Linked DNA regions of Homo sapiens: region 2 is linked to region 1. The links are chromatin contacts, found by Hi-C or POLR2A ChIA-PET in ENCODE. All regions are on one chromosome and are shown on one strand. Each heading gives the region's core, a stretch centred on a gene start or an enhancer-like site at or near the end of the contact. The rest is flanking DNA. Distances are from core to core; before and after follow the strand shown.

Region 1 (3,292 bases), core at 364-2,863:
GTTTGTAAAAGGGTTGAGTTCTTGATTTGATTCTCAGCTTGACCACTGTTGGTATATAGCAGTGCTACTGATTTGTGTACATTGATTTTGTATCCTGAAACTTTACTGAATTCATGTATAAGATCTAGGAGCTTTTTGGAGGAGTCTTTAGGGTTTTCTAGGTATATGATCATATCATCAGCAAACAGCAACAGTTTGACTTCCTCCTTACTGATTTGGATGCCTTTTATTTCTTTCTCTTGTCTGATTGCTCTTGCTAGGACTTCCAGTACTATGTTAAATAGAAGTGGTGAAAGTGAGTATCTTTGTCTTGTTCCAGTTCTCAGGGGGAATGCTTTCAACTTTTCCCTGTTCAGCATAATGTTGGCTGTGGGTTTGTTATAGATAGCTTTTATTACCTTAAGGTATGTCCCTTCCATGCAGATTTTGCTGAGGGTTTTAATCATAAAGGGATGCTCAAGGGGGTTACATTCTGATAAACCCATCATAAATTGAAAACATTAAAAGTTGAAAATGCGTTTAGTACATCCACCCTACATCATAGCTTAGCTTAGCCTAGCCTACCTCAAATATGCTCAGAACACTTATATTAGTGTACGGTTGGGCAAAATCATCTAATATAAGACCTATTTTATAAAGTGTAATTTATTCCATACCGTACTGAAACCAAAAAACAGAATGGCTATGTACTCAAACTACAGTTTCTACTGTATGCCTATCTTTTTCACACCATTGTAAAGTTGAAAGATCATAAGTTGAAGCATCATTAAATCAGGGACTGTCCGTATTTTAAAATCTCCCATTGGTTCTTATAAGTTTAAAAAACATGTCACATCTGTAGTGTAAACCATTCTGACATATTTTGCGGCATTTGTAGGGGAATTGGAACGGTGATAGAGGCAAGAGCTAGAGTTCAGAGTGCAGCAGGGCTTAAAGAAATGCTGCAAGATAGCTGCCCTCTCCCATGTGGCTAACCTACCTCGGTGAGGATTCCTGCAAACAGTTGGGAAGAGGTTGGGGGTGAGATCCGACAGCTCTATCAATTTCCTGGTCTTTGCCTTCACAACAGCTGTCAGTATTTGTAGTCATCATCCCTGTCCAGAGAGAATTTCCAGGGCCTCCCAGTTCCCACACCCAGGGCTGGCTTTGGTGAATTGCTTCTGCAGGCATCATTTATAATTGGGGATTGAGTTGTTCCTTGACAAAGGAAGGTGTTTCAGAATGGAAAGCTGTCATATCCTTTCGGCCTTGAATCTCTCCGCTATGTTTTCATCAAATCTCTCTTCCCTCCCTTTCCCATCACAATTTTAATAAACTCCTAGCTAGAAAGAGTGACTTAAATATATGGATTCTACACGTATCCCACTATATTCAACATTCCACTATTATCAGAGCAAAAATGTCAACCTTTAATGTTGGCTCTCGCTTGATCTGAATATTTAAAAGAGGCTTCTTTTTAAACCGTTTTATGTTTTGCTATTTATGCTGCCTCTTGCCCCAAGAGATTTAGAGGAAAGAATCTCTTGGTTTTGTTTTCCTTCCCTGTGAAACCCAGTCTTAGGCAGGCTGCCACTTTTCCCTGACATTTCCTTTACATAGTGCTGTTATTCTAAACTGATGGTCACAGAGTCCTTCTCAGTAACAGTTAGACAAAGTGCTCTGCATAGCTGATAAATTATAAGCAGGCACCGTGTGTTAGCTTGATGGATTGTTATAGTGAATGTGTGTGAGTCATGGGTGTTATTTTTGGTCAAAAGAATCCTGTGAACTTTTCTCCTCTATTTTGAGCACTTTGAAATGTACTACTTTCTTTTTTTTTTGCTGTTCTTTAAGGTGTATGTCAAGGAATTAGGCACCATATCAGAATAGTCATTTTCTAGTTTTCAAAGTTATTGTTTTGGAGTTGAGGAGGTGGAGGGACTGAATAGAAAAGAATTGTATGTTGACAAGGAATCTAGCCTGTTAAAGGTAAAAGAAAATTACAGTCACCTGCTTTGAAGCAGTGGTGCCACCCCCACCCCACTGTACTCCAGGGGCCAAGTTTAAAGCTGGGGTAGATTTACAGTGAACTCACTTGGAGGATTGCGATTTTAATAAACCACTGTTTTGCAGCTAATGTAGAAATGCTGGCTCTTAGTAGATTTCTTTTCAGCCAGGCTCCAGAGTAAATAATTTTCAATAATCACATCACTAGGTCTCTAAATAACTGTTTCCTAAAGCAGCCCTGCCCTCCGTCCTGGCCATCACTGGAATTATTGACTGATTTTTATAAAGTGTCTTCTTTACTCTAGTTTCCATATCCCTAGGAAAACCATTTGAGCTCAGTGCTTTTTAAAGTGAGGCCCAAGGACCAGGGCCAGGCTGCAACCTAATTGTTTCTGGTCCATGACAAGATACATACAGAAATTGAGAGTAAGTGTTCAGAAACTTTTATAGCAATTTGACAGCATGGTTTTATGTCTGTTGAATCTAATGATACACACTTGGGGTTTTATCTTCTTGTCTTCTTAAATTTATTTGCCTAGTAACTCATTTTTATTAGATTTTACAAAAGTATTGATCTAGTATGGATTGAGAAAAGAGAACTCTTTTCCCACCAACAGATTGAGTTGTACTGGTTTACCCATACAGTAGCTACCAATGTAGCCACTGCAGTTACATTGGTCAGTGAATGTCAGGGTCTTCCTGCCCACCAGAGACTAAGGAAATATTGATTTAAAAAGGGAAGCTTAGGGAGGTTGGAGATTTTTTTCCCTTGTCTTTTTTTACGTTTTCATTGTTGCCCTTACAGACATTTCTTTGGACCTCTCTTCCGCTAAATGAAGGTTTAGGTGAATTTTGCTGCATCTTCTCCAGATGGGGATGCTGAGATTCACCTGAATGTGCAGTTGGCAGCCAGCTCCCAGACCGAGCAAGCGCTGGGCTGCTCCTCCCGCTGCTCCCCAGGGACAGTCACTGCTGCCCAATGGCCTGGCCCTCCATCTGGTAGGGAGGGATTATGTTTGCTGCCAGGGAAAAGGATCAATGAGCTAATGTCTGGGGAATGTTCTGGAGTTCCGTGGAGGAAAGGCAGAGGCCGCCCACATGTGACACCTTGAGCTAAGGAAGGAGAGCTGTGGATGGAGAGGGGGAACCAGGAAACGAAAATCAAGAATTGAGTCATCTCTCGACTTCGCTGTAGTCCTTGTGGTCAGCCTGCTCTTGTGGCCTTGAGCTGCGCTTTCAAATGGAAGTTTTGAGATGTGATGGGGTGAGGGAGAGAGGGAAGCCTGTTTGCCTTTTCCCCTGTCTG
Region 2 (3,551 bases), core at 196-2,695, 55 kb before region 1:
CGGAGCTTATTTACATGGTTTCCAAGAGCAGAAGCAAGAGTTAAATCCTAATGCACAATTGCTTTAAAAGCCTTTTTTTTTCTTTTTTTTTTTTTTTTTTTCTGGTAACACATGTACAAACGTTGCTTTGGTCAAAGCAAGTTACATGACTGAGCACAGAGTGAAAGAGACAGTGGCAGGGCAAGGGACAAAGAAGGGGAATGATTGCTGCCATTTTGCAAACAGTCTATCATGTGCAAAACAAGGCCAAGAACAAACTTTCAAGGTGATACTTCATTCTTAGATTTCCAAGATGCTAGAGCCAGAAGTCCTAGTTGAGTCCCTGTTTCTCCACGTTTCAGGCCTCAGTTTCCCCATCTAATAAATGAGGATAACATCCATTTCACAGGGTTGATCCAGGATCAACAGGGGCTAAAAATTATAAATAAATGTTGGTAATGATGCTTCCACAACTGTACAATGGGTTCACAACTTCTCAACCTACTTGCTCATCTCCACACACAGCGTTTCTGCGAGTACAGAGGGCTCACTATTGATAGTGGTCCAAGAGGGGATTTTAGGTGTCACAGGAACAGCACCTTGAATACGATTGACTTATGTGTGTGATTCACCTTCCCTCTGTCATTCTCTTTCAGTCTTTCCTCTTAGGAGAAGTCTCAGCTTAATGCCAATGCCTTCCCCTTTTGCTAATTATTTTATTTTTTGTAAAGAGGGGGTGTGTCACTTTGTGGCCGAGGCTGCTCTTGAACTCCTGTCCTCAAGGGATCCTCCTGCCTCAGCCTCCCAAGGTGCTGGGATTACAGGCATGAGCCATGGAATGCCACCAGTGCCAATTTGTCTTTGACACCTCTCTCAACCCATGCTAACCATCTCCCTCAGAGTTTTTGGCCCTATTTAGAATTGAATAATGCTTTATTTTCAATTTTTACATTTGCTTTCTATTAATGACAAATGATACGTTAAAAAATATATAAGCAAGCACTAATAGTTTAAAAAACAATGCTAAGTATATAATAAAACGTGGTTCATTCATTCTTGCGTTCAACAAATATTCGTCCAATAAATATATGTAGAGCATCTCCTATGGGCCAGGATCTTGCCAAAGGCACATCTGCGAACCAAGGAAACCCCTGCCCTCGGGGAGCTTGCATTCTAGGCGTGGGAGTCGTGATGGTGGTCGGAGAAGGACTGGATTTGGGGATTTGCTTCTTGCGGGGGACACAGGCCTGCCCGTGGGGCCCGCCTCCCGCGCGGAGAGCGCTGAGGGGTCCGGAGTGACCTGTAGGCTGAGACCCTGGCTTCCCCTTGCCTAGAGGCCGGGCAGGAGGCGCGGAGCCCGAGGTCGCGGGGCTGAGGGCGCGGGGCGGGCCCGGCGGGGCTCGGCTGCGGCCCGGGCTGTGTCTGCGGCCCCGGCGGCCGCGCCCCTCCTCCCTTTCCCTCCGGCGGAGGCTGACGTGGAGTCAACAGCGCTGGCGGCCGCGAGAGGCGGCGGCGCAGCGGCTCGGAGGCGCCGGGCCCTCTCGGGGCCGCGCGGGGCCCGGGCGGCGGCGGCGACGCGACGTCGCGAGGAGGAGGAGGCGGCGGGGGTCCAGGAGGCCGGCCAGCGCATGGAGGAGGAGGCCATGAACGGCGACCGGACTGAGAGCGACTGGCAGGGGCTGGTGAGCGAGGTGAGGCCGCGGCGCCGGCCAGGCGGGATGGGCCGGGCCGAGCGGCCGCCAGCCCCGGGCCCGCGCCCCCAGAGAGGCCGAGCTGGGAGGGACGAGAGGGGGGCGCGCACTCCAAGTGGCCGCGGCTGCCGCACCCGCGCGACCCCGCCAGGTGCGCCGCTCCTCCTGCACTTTCGGGTCTGCGCGGGCGCCACTTTCTTCCGCGCCATCTGGTGTCAGCCTTTGGGGAGGGGCCTTCCCCCCAAGGCAGGGGTTGGCCCTGGATTGGAGGCTGAAGCCCTGGGATCCGGGAGCAGAAGGTGCCAAGCCCCACCTGCCTGCCCGCTCGCCACTGTTGTGGAGCCAAACAATTGGACGCCTGGGACTGAAACGGGAAGGTGGTGCCATGGGGGAGAATCCGAGCCCTGGGGTGGAACCTGGGCCAGGTGGAATTACCTGCGGCGGTGGTTCGAGTTGGGGGAGTTCGGGGGTCCGCTGCAGCCGTTCACTCATTCACTTGCTCAATTCAATCAACACGTGTTTACTGCAGGCCTACCATGTGTAAGGTGGGGAGGGGCATTTATCGAAAAAGTGAAACACAGGTGCAGAAGTGATTCGATTTGTGGAAGCACAGAACACCGTGTCCCCCTGCCCTGCGACTCTTTTGTCATAAACATACCCTGGGGGTCCACTTTCAGGATCCTATGCTGTTTGCTCTTCAGTTCCCCCTAAGAGTTTGCCGGCCTGCCGGGAGAAGCTGCCGGCCTCTCCAGGTGAGAGGGAATGCGGATTTCTCCCTCTCACCTGGAGGCAACCAGGTAAGTTGCCCTGGTTTGCCACCATTTGTGGGGGCAATTCCTGGTGTTACTTACCCATGCCGGGGAATTTCTCCCTTCTGAGAACCAAGCTCCAGCCAAGGCCAACTTGGGGCTTCCTTTTCTTTAATCCTGTGCACACAATGCAGAGTGTATCGGTTTGCTCTTTTCCTTTCCTTGTGGGTTATGGGAAGGGAAACCCTCTACTCCCTCACTCCTTTCATCGTTTTCTGGGTCTCCAGGTCAGTCTGATAATAGTGCTTCATGCCCAGTGTGTGCAGAGCGTTGTGTTTCTGAAGAGGAATGACATGCGGTAGCTCCTGCCCTAGTTTAGTTTGCTCAGCATTGGTCTAGTAGTTGAAAGCTCTCCTAACTGTCTGGTGTTATGATCCATTGTATTGCAGCCTGGCTCCATCTTCTCAAACTGTCAGGCTTTATGTTAAGGGGCAGATCCTCTGGGGACCTTGTTTCTGGTCCCATCAAGAATCATACTTAGTAGTCAAGGAGGCTGGAGGTAGTTCTCCTTAGAAGTCCAGTGTTAGGCCCTTAAATAGCAGCAGAATCTTCACTACTCCAACAATTGCATATCAGGTGCCTGTTAGGAGTCAGTACATTGTGAGGTGCTTGGGATTCAGTGGTGAATAAGACAAAGAACTCCCCTACCCTCAAAGAACTCCTGGGGGTTTCATGATATAGTCTGGGAGGAAGGTCATACCGTAGACAGTGAGAGTGAACTAAAGGATGGAAAGGCTTCAAGTGCTAAATGGCATGGGGTGCCCCTCAGTTGGCTGGGCTTAACCTTCACCTTGCCCTGACCACATTATTGTAACAATAGGCTTCCTCACTAGGCCGTGTGCTTTGTTTGGTTCTTTATTCCAGGGCCTATACACAGAGCTCTGTATGCAGCAGGTGCTCGAAAAATGCTTGTTGAATAAGTCAGTGAATCCTGAAGTAGGTCCTTCAGGAGTTTTCCTGCCCATCCCAGCAGAGTTTCTCCAGAGTAATACCTCCTTAACTTCACAAACATGAGGTGGGCACGTAGCCAGGGGCCATGGGGGAGGTGAAAATGGGTCTAACTTACTTCCCA

Evidence for each region. Hi-C counts contacts between places; a loop is a spot of excess contacts on that map. ChIA-PET counts read pairs that join two places held with the same protein, here RNA polymerase II (POLR2A). Pooled maps may share reads with other maps.
Region 2: a loop to region 1 is called in a map of prostate gland, with 5 times the contacts of the local background. The contact joins the promoter of CCDC149 here to the enhancer-like site in region 1. A Hi-C loop is called at or near these places in 11 of 168 maps with a recorded cell type or tissue (Calu3, PC-3, PC-9 and 7 more) and 10 of 50 pooled maps. POLR2A ChIA-PET finds 5 or more read pairs at or near these places in 4 of 52 experiments (AG04450, H1, MCF 10A and 1 more).

The regions. Positions count from the first base shown.
Region 1 is chr4:24,856,557-24,859,848 of GRCh38, reverse strand. The region is part of intron 3 of CCDC149 (coiled-coil domain containing 149); the gene reads left to right. Among named protein-coding and RNA genes, the nearest start is that of CCDC149, 55 kb to the left of the region's middle. RefSeq lists enhancers at 2,416-2,916, 2,917-3,292. Within about 2 kb of position 1,613, at least 2 of the 41 ENCODE cell types and tissues checked have a DNase peak (open chromatin) inside an H3K27ac peak, as active enhancers do; they include ascending aorta, where a contact is called at or near this core.
Region 2 is chr4:24,910,936-24,914,486 of GRCh38, reverse strand. It overlaps CCDC149 (coiled-coil domain containing 149), which reads left to right and starts at 1,445. Exons shown (of 13, transcript NM_001395273.1): 1 at 1,445-1,670. The coding sequence starts at 1,623.